Regions from separate parts of the Homo sapiens genome. Here region 2 is linked to region 1. The links are chromatin loops, found by intact Hi-C in ENCODE. Cell type or tissue: A673. All regions are shown on one strand. Each heading gives the region's core, and the rest is flanking DNA. Links, peaks and the distances in the headings are about the cores only. Region 1 overlaps LOC105378102 (a long non-coding RNA gene). Region 2 has its middle 110 kb from the start of MEAT6.

Evidence for each region. Peaks named below come from ENCODE experiments on the same cell type or tissue, not always from the same donor. Only the 100,000 strongest peaks of a DNase experiment are listed, where the experiment ranks them.
Region 2: a loop joins it to region 1, with 4 times the contacts of the local background. A loop is called at or near these places in 15 of 110 quality-filtered maps.

The regions. Positions count from the first base shown.
Region 1 is chr6:163,953,738-163,961,737 of GRCh38, forward strand. All of the region lies in intron 4 of LOC105378102 (a long non-coding RNA gene), which reads left to right. Among named protein-coding and RNA genes, the nearest start is that of QKI, 540 kb to the left of the region's middle. RefSeq lists enhancers at 6,464-7,235, 7,573-8,000. In A673, for the core only: a CTCF peak has its summit at 3,088 (motif pointing left); a DNase peak (open chromatin) is centred at 3,064.
Region 2 is chr6:164,921,955-164,934,850 of GRCh38, forward strand. No RefSeq gene overlaps it. Among named protein-coding and RNA genes, the nearest start is that of MEAT6, 110 kb to the left of the region's middle. In A673, for the core only: a CTCF peak has its summit at 5,790 (motif pointing left); a DNase peak (open chromatin) is centred at 5,777.

The sequences.
Region 1 (8,000 bases), core at 1-8,000:
AGCACAAAATGTGTTTGAGAGTACAGGACAGCCTCAGAGGCACAGAGATAAAAATAACCGAATTATTTCCATTCACTCCTCTGTTTGAAGTCATAAAATAAACTGAGAAACAGCATGAATCGTAAAAAGATGAATTGGGAATCTGAAATTCTTTCAGCTTTGTTCATCTAAGATATTCATTGTTTGGAAGTGGTTTATTATAAATTTTTCTGTCATTGGTGACCCTTGGTTAAAACTTAAAAAAAGAAACATATTATCAAGATCTTATTGGTCCAGACTAAGTGTTTGATACTGTATCTTAGAGCCATTATAAATGTCTTTCTCAACAGTACCACTTTTGTTACCCTCATATTCATTATTCAGGATGCCACACATTTAATCACATAAGATCCATAAGAAATTTAAATGCTTTGAAGTTCATATGGCCACATAAGAGCTTTATAACTTATGGGCATAAGAAGAAATTTCATTTTTACATGGCACTAAGAGACAAGAGGATAGAAGCCCATGGAAACAGATGGAGGTGGCTTAGACCCAAGCATCGGTTTTGAGAACACAGGCCAGGGGTTAAGGACAGCTTCTGGAGGCTCCTGCTGTTCTTCTGCCCTCCCCCACCCCATCTAGTCCTCAGCACAGTGCCTCCCTGTCCTTTACTGTAGAAGGGTTCTGATTCAGAGATAATGATGCTGTGAGAACAAATTGGGGGAGAAAAAGGTGAAGTTAAAATTAACTCTGGTAGTATGGGGTGAAAGAGGCAAAAAAAAAAATGCTTGAAGATTTACTGAATATACGTCATCCAGATTCTGCCAAGAGAATGTACAGTGCTAAGTGTTGGGTGTGTTTTTCAGTATTTCTCTGGAGTGCTCTCAGAAAAATCCTCGTAGAAACGACTGAATGAGAGTGTATGGTTTGCTGTAGAAAAGTTATATTTAAGATAGCTAAAACTAATTTTTAAATGAAAGGCAGTTTTGCTTGTGGAGTTTCACAAACATCAAAATGCCTTTTAGATATCTGTCTTAAACGAATCCTAATATGTAACAAAGAGAAGCCATTCCAGCGTGGGGCCAAGGCTTCCTAAACCAAATGATTTTTGTGTTTTAACAAAGTGCCCTGGACTTGGAACCTGGAAGACTGCTTGGAAATTTAGATCTACCTTAACTCACCTTCTCTGGGCCTCTGGAGCCTCTGTTTGTGCCCCGTACTGTGCATAGACCTGCTCCCAAGTGTCATTGGAACATATTTATTCCCAGCTCTGCATCCAGTGACCTCACATTGGTGGCTTGCAGTTGGCCATGTGGGAGCATTTACACCATGGAAATTGGCAAATCCTAGCTATCACGGCTTTATTCTCTCAAAGAGTCAGTAGTGAGGTATTTGCCAACAAACTTCTGTTGCTGGCTGATATTTAGGATACTCTGAAAATTCCATGCTGGTCTGATTCTATGGAGCAATTGTTTGCTTTTAGCTCTTAGTTTCCACTAATTCAGTGACATAAACTCCAGAGAATTACATTTTGTCTCAAAGCCCTCCAGGCGGGGCTTGGTCAGCTATGGGATGGGTGAGTGGCAAGTGGCTCTGTGAATGCGTCTTGGGGCTCCGCCTCTCCCCTTTAGTCAGAGCTCTGTTATTCCACCCCGATCCTCATCATTAGCTGCTAGAAATAGTCACCACATGGTCTGCAGAGCCTTGCTTGCATGAGGTATGCCCAGAGGAATGGACATTCTTCAGCTTCTCTTCCCTGAAGTCACATTTCCAATGAAAAGACTGAGACCCAATCTAAGCGCAAATGCTTGGTATTATCATTTACGTACATTACATTGTATCCCCCTGCAATTCTGCCTCCTGCCAAAACTTTACAGTGTACATCATGTACCCATTCCAATAGTAGCTTTCCTGGGGAAAATGAAAAGTACATAAAAGTACTGGCTATGTGGAAATAACACCTTTATATAACATTGATCCTTAGTAAGATCAAAACATAGGATAAAAGTAATCATGTTCTCAGAAGCAACACATGAGTACATGAAAATCAGTGTGTGGTCTATTTGCTTTTCTCTTTTGGATTATTTATAGAGATAGTTGTGGCATTTCAACAAGAGAATGGCCACGTTTGATTGTCTTACCCATGAGGGGTGTGTTATGTATACACTCTCCTAAGGCTTGGGAGGGAATAAAGTGTTCCTCTCTCCTGCAAATGCCGTAATTTACTAGCCACTTGCACCTGTCATGCTGCACATTTCTCTCCCAGTGGGAATACTACGTATGCCTTCAATAAGCCACCATCCCTGGCAACTAAAGGAAGGGCAGAAAGCTGTGTGTGTCCATTAAGTCTATTTTGCACCTTTGATCTTCTTGCTTGGCCACTTTATTTGTCATCTTTCCAACTCTTCTGGCTAAAGTGGTGCGGCTTTCACCTTAAATCAAGTATTTTCCATTCTTTAGCAATTTAATTTGTAAATCTTTTACAGCACGTTTTTGCTTTGGTTTGATCCCTTCTGGAGAAGGTGGATGTTGGGGATATGGAAGAAAGAGTTTAAGAAAAAATAATCCAGATTATAGGGGTGAACATCATCAAAATACAGCTTCCTCAAAACAATGTGCTTCTCTCATTTGCAGACATTATTTCTGAAGAGTTATATTTGTCCCTTGTTTCAATGGAAGTAGTTTATTTCCATTTATTTTCAACTTTTCTCTCGCATTTTGTATTTTCTGCATTATTTTTGATAGAAAGTGGGCATACTTGAGTTGTCAACCATGTAGGGAAACTTTTAAGTTCTTTTAATATTTTCAACAGGAGCCCTATAATTGGATAATTATTTTTTTAAAATACTTTTTGGCTTGTTCTACTTTTTCCCTTTTGGGCTGTCTTACTATGTTTGAAAATGCACACACGATAAAACCTAATAATAGTAATTCCGTGCACAGATTTTCCTCATGGCAACGTTCTTGAACCATGATCACACTTTCATAATGCGGCGTCCTAGTGGCCAGATGACATTTCTGGCTCGTCACTTGTTGAGCCATCTTAACCTTGAACCAGCTTTGAGTCCTTCACAGTCAGTGCTAGCGGACAGAGCCCCCTGCTGGAAGTTCTGGGCACCTGTATTTCCCCTGGAAACGGAAGGTCACTCCCCAAGGCTGGGAGACCAGGAGGCTGGAATATACCCAATTCGTGAAAAAAATGGACAGAAAGCATTCGACTGACAGCATGAGTCAATAAAACCTCAAATTATTTTTTCAATACACTTCCTTTCCTTTTGAAAGTTTGGGTAAGAAAGGCAAATACCAGATCTCTTTAAACGATCTATTGTTTCTCAAATTAGAATTTCCTAAGAAATGATTCTTTTGGTTAATAAAAGGTATGCCAGCAGTGGGGTGGGTATTATATTTTCTCATTTCAAATTTTGGAAATGGTGGATTAAATACAATTAAACATGATTCTTTGTTGCAGAACTTCTCAGTGCCTTTAATATGAAAAGTGCATTTTGTACAACAGAGTTTTTCCTAAACTTGTTTGACCATGGGCATTTATTTTGTGGCACATTTATTAATGTTTTTGGAAGAGTGCTTCGCAGAATATCAGTTTAGGAAATCCACTGATGTTCTTCACTCATTTTTCTAAGGCTTCTGTTTCAAAGAATACTTCAATTTTATTCTAATTATACCACTGTACATACAACTGCGGGAAGGCTATTTCTTAATATTCTAATGCTGAGAGACACAATGCTTGGCACTTGGATAGTCAGGGAAGTTTTTATTCATTTGAGTCTTGGCTCATTTTTTGTGCTATCTTTATGAATATCTTCGTTTAGACATAGGTTCATCCATATTTTATAAAAATGATTTTTCCTTAGTTTTAATGGACATACTTTAACAGTTAGCAGTGTTTGAAAAGAAGACTTAAGAATTATATGCATCTTAGATTTATAGGCCAATAAAGTATTGATTCTATGTAGGAAAGAGTGAGCTGGTCTCATACAGGTATTTTGGGATCAAGCGCTTCTCATAAAATCAGTGTTTGAAAAGGAAATTATCATATTACTCTTCATATTATAGTGGTTTTGTTACTTTAAAAGTGCTCTTATGGGATCATACACAGGTGCATACTCACTTTATAGGTGTGACTGGGCAATGGAAGTGTTTACTAGAAAATATCTCATGAGAAAACTTAGATTTTCTAGGGTTTCCAGTTTGAAACATTCACAAGGTTCTGATTACTTAAATTACATTTTAATAAACAAATGTTCTGGTCTAATCCAGATCTTGTGATTTCTCTGTAGCTGGTTACTTCTTACTGTATCAACTAAATGTAAGAAACAGTTCTCCGTGTAGAATTCAAGTGTTGTCCTATTTTTTATTAGCTGCTAGAAGAGAGTGCCCCAAGTTTTTCCTCCAGGGCACATGGTTTGATTGGCATACTTTAGCTTTGTTCTCAGGAGCACCATGTCACGTGGATTCTCTCCTATTTAATCAGGCCACTGTAAAACGTGGTACAAAATGGTCAGAATGATTAGGGTCATACAGTGCTTACCGGACTGCTGCCATTTGGTTTATTCATTCTGCTAAGATTCTCAGCTTTAGGAAGAGCTGCTTTACTCAGGAGGAAGAGAAAATTAATTCTCCAATCCTAAGTCTTCCGTCTCAACGCTGCATCCTGAAGTGATTTGTAAAATTCAACTCTAACCCTGCGGATTCTGGGTCAAAACACACCCATCTTCAGTTTCCCTGCAGAAGGACAGAGCCGGAGAGGAACGTGCTGTCTGTCTGTCCTTCTGGGCCTGGTCTCAGCCAAAGCTTCCAGATAGGTGCTTTCAGGATTTCCCAATTGCTTCAAGTAACCTCTTTCAGGACTTTGCAGTCTTACTGTTCAAACCGCTTTCTTTCCCCGAGTCCCTTTAAGAAAATGCAATATGTAGATATTTGATTTAAATAAAATCCACAAACATTGTTAAGCATATTTATTAGATAATTGTTTCTTCCCATTACAGAAATACTCTCTACTCCAAAAACGTATTCAATTCCTTCAAACAGAAAACTTCTGGTGACTTTGAATATGACACATTTCAAAAGAATGGGGAATTCCTGTTAGGCCCCCGGCACTGTGGGCTTCCTCATGCTGCTCTCTTGTTCAATGCAATGCAAGTCCCACCAATCCTGGAATTCTTGCTGATGTCTAGCTCCTGCCTCCTGCTTGCAAGTAGAGTTTCCAGACAAAATACGAACACCCTGGCCATGTTTGGGACATGCTGCTACTAAAAAAGTATTCCCTACTTATCTGAAGTTCAAATTTAACTGGGCATCCTCTGTTGTTATTTACTAAATTTGGCCACCCTAATTCTAATTCACTTGGACTCTGACAAAATGCGCAGGATTTTATAAAAAGACTTTTATTCTGAGTCGAAGAAATGTAACATAAATGGCAATATTCTCTCTCTCTTCTGGGACAGGGTCTTGCTCTGTCTCCCTGGCTGGAGTACAGTGTGCAATCATGCATGGCTCACTGCAGCCTCAACAATCCTGGACTGAGGTGATCCTCCCATCTCAGCCTTTCAGGTAGCTGGGACTGCAGGTGCATACCACCAGGCCAGGCTAAATTTTGTATTTTTTTGCATAGAGACGGAGTTTCACTATGTTGCCCAGGCTGGCCTTGAACTCCTGGGCTCAAGTAATCCTCCCACCTCAGCCTCCCAAAGTGCTGGGATTACAGGTGTGAACTGAGTCCTGCTGGCAATTATTTTTATCGTCAAGAAACCTGATTCTTTTTACTTTAACACTGAGATTGATTCCAACATCACCTTCACAGATACCTGGGACTTTCTCTGGGAAAGTCCACAGCAGCCTTCAGGGGCCCCAATGTGTCCCCTTTAAATCCCAGCGACTGAGCTGTTGCTCGGGGTTCCGCTACTGGCACCCGGCCCACTGAGCAGGACAGCTCCTTCCTGGAATCTCCTGACCCTGAGTGGGAGCCCCTCTGTTCCAGCGAGCTCCAGGCCTGCCTCCTTCACGAGGCCCCCAGCTCGGGCTGGCAGGGACTGCACCTTGGCTGCTCTCTTCCGTGCTCACATGTGGGCACTCACTCCGTGTTGTGCCCCCTCCCTCCACGCGTGTCATCTACCCAACATCGGGAAGCTCGCTGAGGGCTCACTCCCTAGCTTTCTCCTGTTTCCTTGGGATTGCGAGCTATTCTTAGTCAGTGTTTAATAAATGCTTCCTGAATGAATAAAAATGTCATTCCAACAGAAGCTCCAGTCACACGCCCTGGAGATTTAGCACTACAATCTGAAGAACATGTTCAAAACCCATTTTTCTGTAAAATAACAGACCTTACCAATCGCTCTTGTAATAATCCTTATGGAGGAGGAGAATCTTATCAGCTTCCCTTAATTCCACAGAGGTAATCCCTGCAGCCCCAGCTTCATCGTGGCAATTATATCAGTTCTTTGTTGTTCTGTTTTAGATTTGTTTCCTGAATTCTCAGTGAATGCCAGGGATTGATTGAACTGGGTCATTTGTATTTAATCCAGATTCTTTGTCTCTGCAAGGATTGGAGCCTTGGCCCCGGGACATGCTCCTGGGTGCGCTGCGTTTCTCCCAGCCCTGAATCAGGACACTCTGAGCTGCCTTTCCCTGGCTGGCATGGAGGAGCAGGAAGAATCCTGACGCTGGAGTCAGGAAGGCTGGGTTCCAACCCGGCTCCTCTCCGCTCCTGGGCTGAGAGGGTCATAGCACCTTGTGGGGCCACCTGGGGTGTGCTGGGTGCACGGCGGGCCCCTCAGCCATGCCCGTTCCTCGTCCTCCCTCTCTTCTACGTTCCACTCCTTACACACTTGTGTGTAATTTAGCTCTTATTGACAGAATAAAGTAAGGAGGGCTTTATTCTCACGTGCCCAGGAGCTCCATGAGCTTATGCAGTGCAGAAATGAACCACTAAACCACGGTACTTTTTCAGAAAGCAACTTTCTCCTTTTCCTTGATTTTTGGAGACTAAATATGGCAAATGCCTTCTGGTGCCCCTTCCGTGGTGCTCATTAATTAGCCCTGAGGCATTTTCTGTTGGTGATCCCTGTCATCTCCTTTCCCACTCCGTGCAGGCTTTGTCTGAAGACCAGGAGGGAGAAGAAACTTTTGGTGTCTCCAACGTGTGCAGGGCTGGGAGCTGCTGTGGCCTCATTCTTGGGGGTGGTGGGGTGTGAGGAGGATACATAAGCTTCTGGGGCACCTGGCACCAGCCAGTAACCTGGGACTCTCTCACCCTCCGTTTTCAGCTTTGGGGGCTACAAAACCTGCCCAAAGGATGTGCCGTGAGTGCTGCTCTATCATTTCACTGTCACTGGGGATGAAAAGGTGGGAGAAATGATGCAAGGAGTTCTCACTGCCATTCTTTTATTTGCTCTGACATTAAAAAAAAAAAAAAAGGTAGAGCTTGTATTTCTTACATGCCCAACTGTTGTTTTTAAAACTTAGAAATTTGGAAAAGCTTCTGTGACACCTGCATTTTTTTTTTTTTTTTAAGTTGGAGTTTCCCTCTTGTTGCCCAGGCTGGAGTGCAGTGGCACGATCTTGGCTCACTGCAAACTCTGCCTCCCTCGTTCAAGCGATTCTCCTGCCTCAGCCTCCGAAGTATCTGGGATTAAAGGCACGTGCCACCACACCCAGCTAATTTTTGTATTTTTAGTAGAGACGGGGTTTCACTATGTTGGTCAGGCTGGTCTGGAACTCCTAACCTTGTGATCCACCCGTCTTGGCCTCCCAGAGTGCTGGGATTACAGGCATGAGCCACTGCGCCCAGCCTGACAGCTGCATTTTTAAACTGTGCTGGAGACAGTGCACCTCTGTGATGGGGCTGGCAGGGGCTGGGGTTTGCCCAGGCTCAGGGCTGGGGTGCCACCTCCCTTGTCCTGGCGACTGCCCTTCAGGGAATGACTTTCATTGTCCTCATTCTGGAAATGAGGAAATGGAGGCTTAGGAACTATGTCAGTCTTCAATTGCTGTATAACCAC
Region 2 (12,896 bases), core at 2,217-10,216, 970 kb after region 1:
GGATGACAAAACATAATAAGAAAAACCAGCTAAGGATATTCATATATATGGAAAATTCAGGCATATAGAAGTGAAATTACAGAATGGTGTGCAAATTACACAGCAGTCAATAATGATGCCATTACAATTGGCTATGTAGCAGAAAAAATGTAACTGGATTGGTATATAACACTCATATATAATATAAAATTATATTTGTATAAATTTAATTTGTATATAACACTAATAATATGAAAATTATTTCTGTATAGATTAAATACTTAAAAACGTTAAAATATTGAAAGAAATTATAGAGTTTGTAATCTTGGGAATTATTTTTTAATGACAAAATAGACACTGATTAGTTTCACCAATATAAAAATTAGTTTCATATCTAGACACACCATAAGAAACTGAAAAGATAACATTTATTTTTGGAGAGGATATTTACAGCACATATAACCAAAAAAGCAAACTAGATTGTACATCATAAACAACAGTATCAAAGGTAAGAAAAGATAAACCTAATAGAAAAATGAATGGAAGATTTAGACTAGCAGTTCACAGCAAACTAATCCAAATATAAGGTAAACTAAACTATGAAAAAGAATCTAACTTCAAAAGCAATCAAAAAGTGTTCCTTTTAAATATATAATTTATTTCTCACACGTAACATTTGCACAAATTAAAATGTTAAGTGTTACCAAGTATGTAGAGTCATGTGAACAGTTATTTGCACCATTAATAATCATACAATTTCACACAATTACATTGAATATTAATTTAGCAATAGTAAGTTGAAAATGCAAATACCTTACAGCTCAGTAAATATGTTTCCTAATATTAATACTCTAGAAACAATTATTTTACAAGTTCACAAGTGGACATGGCCAATGAATGTTCTCTAATTGTATTTTTCCCATGGAAATGACAAATATATCTACTAATAAAAGAATGTTTACATAGACAGTAGTATTTTCAAGAAATATGATACTGTCGCAGGGTGTGGTGGCTCACGCCTGTAATCCCACCACTTTGGGTGGCTGAAGCGGGTGGATCACCAGGTCAGGAGATCGAGACCATCCTGGCTAACACGGTGAAACCCCGTGTCTACTAAAAATACAAAAAATTAGCCAGGTGTGGTGGTGGGCACCTGGTGTAGTCCCAGCTACTCGGGAGGCTGAGCCAGGAGAATGGCGTGAACCCAGGAGGCAGAGCTTGCAAAGAAATATAATACTGTCCCAAAATGAAAATATAGGAATCACACCTCCATACATCAACATGGATTAATCTCACAAACGTTGATGGAAAAAAAATTAGGTTTACATCAGTTATGTAGTATATAAAATATGCAAGATTATATCATACAATGCTTAATGATAAATATATTTTTAAATAAAAATAAGAAGGAAATGTGTCAGTATCATCAACACCAATTCCAAAAGTTATTTTCCTCAGGGAAAAGGACGTCATAAAACGTGATTGGGAAGATGTTCATTGAGTGCGTGGAGGAATGAAGGAGGACTTCCTCCACAGTCGCAATATATACAATTCTATTGTTATGGGGTTTTCTTTTAGTGACAGAGTCTCACTCTGTTGCCCAGGCTGGAGTGCAGTGGCACAATCTCGGCTCACTGCAGCCTTGACCTCCCAGGCTCCAGCGATCCTCTTACCTCAGCCTCCCTCGAAGTTAGGACTCCAGGTGTGTGCTACCACACCTGGTTAATTTGTGTGTGTGTGTGTGTGTGTGTGTGTGTGTGTGTTTTTGTAGAGATCAGGTCTCACCATGTCACCCAGGCTGGTCTCGAACTACTGAGCTCAAGCAATCTTCCCACCTCAGCCTTTCAAACTGCTGGAATGTTCCTTGTTTTGTATGTATGTTTCATAATTAATTTTTTTGATAGTAAAAGTAATTTATCCTCAAGGAAAAATAGATTTCTTGATATCTGGATATATCAGTTAGTGGAAAGCAATCTTCTAACAGTAAATATGTTGTCCAGGCTGGGATAAGCATTGCTCCATGGAAAAAGCCCAGGCTTCCAAAGGGAAAAAGTCACTCATGGAGAATGGGTGCAGGTTCACTTCCAGTGGAGGCCTCTGTCCCCATTACAACTGCGGGATGTTTGTTTTTTTGAGGCTGCCCCACTTACCTTTCCCAAAGGGCTTTGTTTCCAAGGGCTTATTGTGCTATTATTACCTGTGTGTATGCTCCTTTTGCGAAATATCATGAGGGAAAGAAAAATATTATCTCTTCATTTTGGAACAGGAAGATAAATCAACAAACATGTATATTCTATATATCTGTTGTAGCTGTGTAATCTGATACGTGACATCCTGATATGGGACATTCCAAACATCAAACTCAAAGGTTCATAACTTTAGAGACAATAGCTGTGACACACGCACAGAGATGGAGACCTTAATTTCAAAGAAGCTGCACTGTGCATGACTGTCCATGACAATTCTCTAGACGGACGGAGCACAACAGCTTAGCCATGTGTGCTGGAGGCCTGCTAAGTACACAGACACACAATTGGCGCTCTTGGTTTTATCAGTGGCTTTATGTGGCTGCCTTCACATGGCTGTGAGCTCACAGAAAACTGTGACCACAGCAAGCAGGGGCTGCAGGAGGTTTTGCTAATGAATTAATGACGAGGATGAGGCAGTACTAGGTGGCAGTGGATGAAGGACCCAGGAAGAGGTTTTAGGTTATTAGGATTTTGTTAATGTACATTTTTAACAGGATAGATTTTCCTACACTATGACAAGACCTGTTAACACAGCTGCTAACAACAAAGGATTTAGAATGAGATGAGAATAGGTTTTAATTTCCATTATTCCTGGCTGAGAGCCCTGGGGCGAGTTGCTTACCCAGTGATGTTTTTGGTAACGTGGGGATGATGTCTTCTGAGGCAGAGCAGTGTCTGGTGAGATTGAGGTCACGTAGTGCGGTGTTTACAGACGGGATCTGGCACCCAGTGAACACTCAACGACAGCTGTGTGTGCGTGTGCCTGTGTGTGCGTTTTGGAAGGAAGGGGAAGAATAGTCCATGAACGGAAAGGTAAAGTTTGTTCGTGGTTGAGGGTGCCTGGAAGGGAGGTGGGTGGGCAATAGCAGAACAAAGAGCCTGAAAAGGAACTTGGGGCACATTCCAAAGACCCCTGTTCTAAATGCCTTGCGAAGGTGAAGGCAAGGGCCACCATTTAGCATGCCCGGAACAGGGCTAAAGAGGGGAGCCCTTTCCCTAGGGCCATTGCCATGTAAGGTACGGGGCATCACCTTTTTCTGACTGAACAGCTCTATAAATAGTCACAGGATATTTTCTGTAAATAGTCATCCTTACTCCCAGTTCAGCTTTGTACCTGGTTTCCTTTTCCTCACCTCACCGTACAACAGGAGGCACAATGTATCCACTTTGTTCGCCTGGAAGGCAACAGAATGATCTTAAAATAGTACCCATGGCAGGTATGACTGAGGAAACGGGGTCCAGGCGTGTTGCAGGCACATATGTGTGCACTGGGGTTTGGGCATTGGGAAACACAGAGCTGCTTTCCATTAAAAGAAGACTAAAATGCAAATGCAGATACATAACTCCGCCACACACTCAGACAAAACACCACACACTCACACATGCCTATAGCACACACACATAACATCACACACTCACACATGCCTACACCACACACTCACACATAACACTACACACTCACACATGCCTACACCACACACTCACACATAACACTACACACTCACACATACCTACACCACACACTCACACATAACATCACACACACACGCCTTCACCACACACTCGCACAAACCTCACACACATACACATAACATCACACACACATGCATACACTACACAGTCACACAAAACACACTCACACAAACACCACACATTCACACATGCCTACACCACACACTCATACGTAACATCACACACTCACACATGCCTACACTACACACTCACACATAACATCACACAGTCACACATGCCTATACTACACACACAAAACACCACTACACACTCACACAAAACACCACACTCACACATGCCTAAGTTACACACTCACACAAAACACACAATCATAACATCACACACATGCCTACATCACACACTCACACATAACATCATACACACGTGCTCACACTACACACTCACACAAACACCACACACACAAAACACCACACACTCACACATGCCTATACCACACACTCACATATATAACATCACACACACATGCCTACACTATACACTCACACATAACCACACACTCACACATGCCTACACTACACACTCATACATACCTACACACACTTATACAGACCTACACCACACACACATCATACACACACTCACACCACACACACACACTCACCACACACTCACCTATACCTATACCACACACATACAACACTTCATACTCACACATGCCTACACTACACACTCACACACACACTCACATATACCTGCACCACACATTTACACAGAACATCATACACTCACACATGCATACACACACATATAACACAAGCTCACAACACCACACACACACTCTCACATGCCTACACCACACGTTCACACACAAGATACAGAGAGAAGAGTCTGGCGCCTGCTTCCTGACAAATGGTGCCTCCTTCTATTTGCTGATGAGTTTGAGGAAAACCTCCTTTCAGTTCAGCGTAATACGTTAATGTGGCAGCTTGATGCCATTAAGTACTTCTAGAACATTTTTGACTGTTATACTCAGTTAAAAGTCAATCTAACTATGGGGTCTAAAATTAGACACACGTCTATCTCATCATCTTCAGACACTGTCAATTTCTCATGATTTAACTTACATTGCCTTTTATTCTTTATATCTGCTCTTTTCTGTGTATTTTCTCATGCAAGTATCCCATACACCCTAAAAAGTGGATAAAAAGAAGAATCTTAACAAATGTTAGTATAGAAATGACAGGGTGAATCCATAGTACCATCTAGAGTCTTGGCAGATCATGACAATCTTTCTAATAAGCAAAGCATTCTTTTACTCTCCGAGAAATTTTGAGAGGTTTGAGAAGAAAAATAATGTATTTTCTTCATTTCATCAGTGTAGCTCTAAAGAATTAAATCTATGTATGCTGACAGTCATCACTCCTACAGAATCTTTTCATTTCCCAGAAACGCCTCTACTTTTCAATCATCAGACCACTAAGATATTGCTGAAAGTAATTGGGGTATTACAGGGCCTAGTTTTTACCATGTGAAATTCTATCCTAGACATCAATTTCTGATTATATATCCTGGAGAAAGAATATTTTAAAATGTTACATAAAAAATAATCTTATTAAATATGGGGAAATATTCAACTGGTTGTTTAAGCAAATGAACCTTAAATCAAAAATCGGGTTTGAGTGCAAAGTAAAGTGTGCTAAAGAAAAGCAAAGAAAGAAAGAAATACAAAGTGTGAATGATTTTTTTCATATGCTCCCCCGTTTCTGTTAAAATGCATTTCCTTATTTCGGGCAAGCTGGCTGTCCCTGGCAGTGTATCTGCCTGTTAGGAATATCTCCTTTTTGCAGAGTTGCCTAAAGCTATCAGTGGTCCCTGTTTCCTCTGAATTAATGTCATTGATAAGCGGTAAAAGGGAGAAATGTTGGCAATATATGATTATAGATTAAATGATGCAATTTCAGGGTCAGTTCTACAGAAAGCACTTATAAGACTCTGACAAGTGAAGATGAATGGAAATGAAGGAGTGCATTTTCAACAGAGCCTGGTGCCCGCCGGCTTCCAAGGCTCTGCTGCCATCTGCTGGCCGCGGCGAGGCACGGGCGTGCCCGGCCACACACTTGCTTCTGCTGTCTCTCATTAAGGGAACAGTTCTCATTTTAGGTCGCAGCTTACCTTCGGCATCCATAGACCTGTCAATTAGCCCTCTCCCTGTATTCTGATTCATTTCCAGCAGCAGACGTGCCAAAGACTGGCAGGAACTCAGGGAAATATATCCTGAGCACAGGTGGTATGTTGAATATGCCTTGGTGCTTTATTTGAACTAACCAACTGATACATTTAAACAATATAGGCATGAGACGGAGGGGGAAACTAGGAGACAGAACTGGCGATAAATTTGAGGTAATTATCTAAAATTGTTGCTTTACGATTTGTTTTCTTTGTCCCTATGCTGTCAATAAATGCATACGTTGCATTTTGACACTAACGTAATTTAGTTAAAATCCAGGAATGCGTTCGGCAGCTGCTTTTCCAAGTGTGCACACACAGCTTCTCTCAGGAACCAAGAGTCACTGCCTCCCCTCCTCTCCTTCCCATCTCAAGGGTGCTGGAAATAAATTTGATGCGGTAGGTCTAATTTTATTTTATTTTTTTAAATTGACTCAGTATTTGATTTCTCCCTAGAGACTCACTGCTACCTCTAGGTCGAGATGAGATTTCTGTCGTGCATTAAGCTAATTTGGATTGTGAATGAATACAAGTCCAGGAAGTCGATTCTGAGACCCGATACCCTGCGAGGGGAGTGCAGGATAAGCAGGAGACATTAATTAGCGCTGCCTTAAGCAGTTTTACCGACGCAGGCGGGACTGTGGTGGAGCACTGGAGATGCTGCGAGCCCTGAGCTGCCTTCACAGCCTTGTTGGGTGTGCTGCTGGATCACACTGCATGAGAAATGGAAGCAACCTATCTGTAAAGAGCCTGCAAACCTCAGGACGCTCTGGAAGCCAGTGGAATAATTACAGTGGGATGAGGCTGCAAGTCCCCTTGCTTCCTGAGCTGCATTCATGGCTGTGTGAAGGGGAGAAAGGAATACATTTGAGGTCTTTTCATGGAAGACACAGATATTTTAATGTTGCGATACCATCCAACAGGGTGAGCTGAGAGAACCAACACTAAGAGTTTCACAGATAGAACACCACTATTCCCTGTGTAAAACAGGAGGTAGGCAGGCGTAGGCCTCCCCTGGAAAACAATGTTTTAAGAGCTCATAAATACCTAGACGTCAAATCATCCTCGTTTCTAGTGTTTGTATAGATATTTCCAATAATATATTTAGTGGGCTCACTTTTTTATTTTGTGCATTTATCCTGGTTTATTGTTTATTTTTCCTGAATTATTGGCCAATGAATATTTATATTAGAACAGAAAAAAATATATTCTAAAATTAATGTCATAAAAATAAGTTACATCAGTTAGATGTCCTCTGCATGAGAAAGGGATAAGATGGATTGCTAAATATCCCCTGGGGCTGAGCCAGCAAGACTAGGACTGCACACCCCTCATCATTAGCAAGGACACAAAATCACGGAGGAGACCCAGTTGGCCAGGGCAGACCAGCCAGGCAGTGCTGTGTCGAACGCATGATGAATGTGGTGGATGCATTGAGCTCTCTTCCCAGCTGAGGAGTTAAAGAGAAACATTTAGTAAAAAGGGCCAGGATTTAGTCACAATGCTACCCTCTCCCGATAGAATAATTAAGCAATGAACACAGCTGCACATTTCTGGAATGGACACTGCGAGAAAGGTGTAGTTTTTCCATGTTGTATGGCATTTGTTTTCTTGCAAACAGGCAAGCACGGGCTAGGACTGTTTCTACGCCTGTCTGCACTGTGATATGCACTGTCTTCGCTGCAGAAGAGCACCACAATGCTGCCTTCATATTCCGGAACATGCCAGGCTCAGTTTTCTTTCTTTAAGTCCTCATTTTCTGCTTAATGTGCATACTAGGGCTAAAAAAAGCCTAACTCCTATTTTCTCCCTTCTCCTGAGGTCCTTCTGGGTCAAGATGGCTCCAGGCTGACAGGGTTGTGGGAAGGCGCGGTCTGGCTCTAGTCTGATTCTCCAATCAGAACACAAGACAGTGAGCGTTAAGCTGTCCTTTCCGCTGCTGAGTGACCTTGGAGGACTCATTAATCTCTCTGGCCCCAGTTTCCTCATCTCTATGGTAAGGGAAATGGCGGCAGAGCTCCTCTCAAACGTCAGTTATAAAGCTAAGATAAGCGTGTATCCAGAAAGCAGTTAAGAACGGTACAGTTGCTCAGTGTTGTAGCTGTTATTCCGTTTAACTTAAATTTGTTGAGCATCTGGCATAACCAGGTACAAGAAAATATCACGTTTAATCCCAAGAACAACTCGGTCAGATTGATATTAATATCTCCATTTGGGGAGTGAGGGATCTGTGTCTGACAGAAGTTAAAATGTTGTGTTTAAGGTCACACAAGGAGAGTGATGAAGCCTGCATGTTCACTGTGGACTCAGAAGCCACTGGGCTTTGTCATGTTGCCCTCTGCCCCCACCATTCCATAATAGAGAAAGGGATTGAGCCCTGGAAGTTATATCATTTAAATATCTTGAGAGTATAAGAGGTGGAAGCAATTTCTCCCAGCTGGGTGGAGACAACATCGCTAATTCCTGAGAGGTGTGGACATGTGTTCCAGGAAGAGGGAAGACCTTGAGTAAGTGTCTGGAGGTGAGAGAACAGGTAAGTCTGAGAAGAGGAAGGTGATGTCCATGTCATTGGACCGTTTTTGAGGGTACATGCAGGAGAATATGTGTGACTAAGAATTGTAAATGTTGTTTGAGGCCAAATTTGGAGAGATTTGAGTGCCAGGCAGGATTAGGATTTTAATCCCTCAGCCACCAGTGTTTTTGGTGCAAGGTCAATACACACTCAGTGCTGTATTCCAACAGCAATGTATACAATTTATTACAGAGAAGGGAGGTGACCAGCTACCAGAGTATCACAACTGCAAGAAGCTGAGGTTTTGTGGTACTGGGGAAAGAGGAGTGATCCACAGGCCTTACTAATTCTCTCCCTTCCAGACTGTATTAGTTAAGATTCTCTAGAGGGAGAGAACTAATGGAATATATATATATATATATATACATATATATATATATGTATATGTATATATATATGTATATGTACATATGCATATACAGATATATCTGTATATGCATATATATATATCTGTATATTCATATATATAATGGTTCTCTAGAGGGACAGAACTAATGGAATATTTATATACATATATGTAATATATATGCATATATAAATATATATACACGTATATATGTATACATGTGTATATATGCATATATGTACGTGTATATACATATACACGTACATATATACACATATGTGTGGATATACATTTATATGCATATGTGTATATATACACAAATACATGTGTATATATACACAAATACATGTGTATATATACACATATATGTGTACATAAGTATATGTAGATATGTGTATGTGCACATGTGTATATATGTATATATGTATATATACATATATACATGCGTGTATATATACATGCATATATATACATATACATATATACATGCGTATATATGTACACATATACATATACATATATACGTGTGTATATATGTACATATACACATATATATGTATATGTATATGTATATGTGTATATATGTATTATGTATGTGTATATATATAATTATGTACATTTATATGCATATATGTATACATATATATGCATATATATACATATATGTGTACATGTATGCATATATACATTACATATATGTATGCATATATAAATATATGTATACATATATGCATATATAACATATGTACATATATGCATACATATATGTATGCATATATAACACATATATGCATACACATATGTATACATATATGTATGCATATATGCATACATAACACATATGTATACATATATGTATGCATATATATGCATATATAACATATGTATACATATATGTATACATATATGCATATATAACACATATGTATGCATATATGTATACATATATGCATATATAACACATATGTATGCATATATGCATATATAACACATGCATATATAACACATGCATATATGCATAAACACATATGCATATATATTACATATATGCATATATACACATATATGCGTATATGCATATATACACACATGCACATATATGTATATATGCATATATATGCATGCATATATATTACACATATGTATAAATATGCATATATATATGCATATATATCACACATATATGTATGCATATATATATATCACACATATATGTATGCATATATAACATTTATGCATACATATATGCATATATAACATATTTATGCATATATATAGCATATATATGTTATATGCATATATTACATATATACACATATGCATATATATTACATATATATGTATACATATATATGCATATATAACATATGTATATATATGCATATATATACATATATGTATACATATATATGCATATATATACATATATGTATACATATATATATATATTACATATATACATATATGCATATAACATATATACATATATATGCATATATATTACATATATACATATATATTATATATGTATGCACATATACATATATATTACATATATGCATACATATATTACATATACATGTATTACATGTATTACACATGTATTTATATACATATATATGTATATAAATGGGAGTTTATTAAGTATTAACTCACACCATCACAAAATCCCATAATAGACCATCTGCAGGCTGAGGAGCAAGGAGAGCCAGTCCAAGTTCCAAAACTGAAGAACTTGGAGTCTGACGTTGGAGGGCAGGAAGCATCCTGCCAGGGAGAAGATGTAGGCAGGAAGTGTAGGCCAGTCTCCCTTTCAACAGTTTCCTGCCTGCTTTTATTCTAGCTGAACTGGCAGCTGATTAGATATGGTGCCCACTCAGATTAAGGGTGGGTCTGCCTCTCCCAGTCCACCTACTCAAATGTTAATCTCCTTTGGCAACACCCTCACAGACACCCCAGGATCAATACTTTTATCCTTCATCCACTGAAGTTGACATTCAGTATTAACCATCACACAGACCATCTGAACCTCCTGGAATCACCCCCGCCTCCATCTCCTGAGTGCCTGCATACGGTCACTCCCCTGAGCGTGGTATGAATAGGGGACAATATCCCTAAATTACCCCCAACAACGCAGCAGGGAACAAGGACAAGAACATGAGCTGTCAGTTACACATCTGGGGTCCACATCCCAGCCTTGCCAACTCCTAGCCACATAAAGTTAACAAGGCTACACAAGTTCTCTGAGCCTCCTTCCCTTGTGGGTAAAAAAAAATAACAATATGTGTAACTTGGTGGGGGAATGTGTCCTTGCCATAATGAGAGGTGACAGCGTGCTGGCAGCCCTCACAGCCCTCGCTCACTCTCGGCGCCTCCTCTGCCTGGGCTCCCACTTTGGTGGCACTTGAGGAGCCCTTCAGCCCACCGCTGCACTGTGGGAGCCCCTTTCTGGGCTGGCCAAGGCCAGAGCCGGCTCCCTCAGCTTGCAGGGAGGTGGGGAGGGAGAGACGCAAGCGGGAACCAGGGCTGCCTGCGGCGCTTGTGGGCCAGCTGGAGTTCCGGGTGGGCGTGGGCTTCGCAGGCCCGCACTGGGAGCAGCTGGCTGGCCCTGCCACCCCGCTCAATGAGGGACTTAGCACCCGGGCCAGCGGCTGCGGAGGGTGTACTGGGTCCCCCAGCAGTGCCAGACCACCTGCGCTGCGCTCGATTTCTCGCTGGGCCTTAGCTGCCTTCTCTCAGGGCAGGCCTCGGGACTGCAGCCCGCCATGCCTGAGCCTTCCCCCGCCTCCGTGGGCTCCTGTGCAGCCCGAGCCTCCCTGAGGAGAGCTGCTCCCTGCTCCATGGGGCCCAGTCCCATCCACCACCCAAGGGCTGAAGAGTGCGAGCGCATGGCGTGGGACTGGCAGGCAGCTCCACCTGCAGCCCGGGTGCGGGATCCATTGAGTGAAGCCAGCTGGGCTCCTGAGTCTGGTGGGGACGTGGAGAACCTTTATGTCTAGCTCAGGGATTGTAAATACACCAATCGGCACTCTGTCTCTAGCTCAAGGTTTGTAAACACACCAATCAGCACCCTGTGTTTAGCTCAGGGTTTGTGAATGCACCAATCCACACTCTGTATCTAGCTGCTCTGGTGGGGCCTTGGAGAACCTTTATGTCTAGCTCAGGGATTCTAAATACACCAATCGGCACTCTGTCTCTAGCTCAAGGTTTGTAAACACACCAATCAGCACCCTGTGTCTAGCTCAGGGTTTGTGAGTGCACCAATCCACACTCTGTATCTAGCTACTCTGGTGGGGCCTTGGAGAACATGTGTGTCCATACTCTGTATCTAACTAATCTGATGGGGAGGTGGAGAACCTTTGTATCTAGCTCAGGGATTGTAAACGCACCAATCAGCGCCCTATCAAAACAGGCCACTCGGCTCTACCAATCAGCAGGACGTGGGTGGGGCCGGATAAGAGAATAAAAGCAGGCTGCCCGAGCCAGCAGCGCCAACCCCCTCGGGTCCCCTTCCACACTGTGGAAGCTATGTTCTTTCGCTCTTTGCAATAAATCTTGCTACTGCTCACTCTTTGGATCCACGCTGCTTTTATGAGCTGTAACACTCACCGCGAAGGTCTGCAGCTTCACTCCTGAGCCAGCGAGACCACGAACCCACCAGAAGGAAGAAACTCCGAACACATCCGAACATCAGAAGGAACAAACTCCAGACGCGCCACCTTAAGAGCTGTAACACTCACCGCGAGGCTCCGCGGCTTCATTCTTGAAGTCAGTGAGACCAAGAACCCACCAATTCCAGACACAATAAGAACAATACACATGAAAGGCAGGTCTGGCTTCCCTAGTTTGCTTTTCTGTCTGTCCGTGAGCCCCTGGACATGGGGTTCATGCAGCAGCGATCTCTTCCCCCATCCTGCTTACTGCCAGAGCATCTGGCTCTGTTCCCTCTGGCCTTTATAAAAGCAGCTGTAGGAAATGCTGCAGGCGCCTCAGCAGGATGAGGGGGAAATGGCGTCTCCACGCACTCTAGAAATACGGCCTCAGAGCCCCA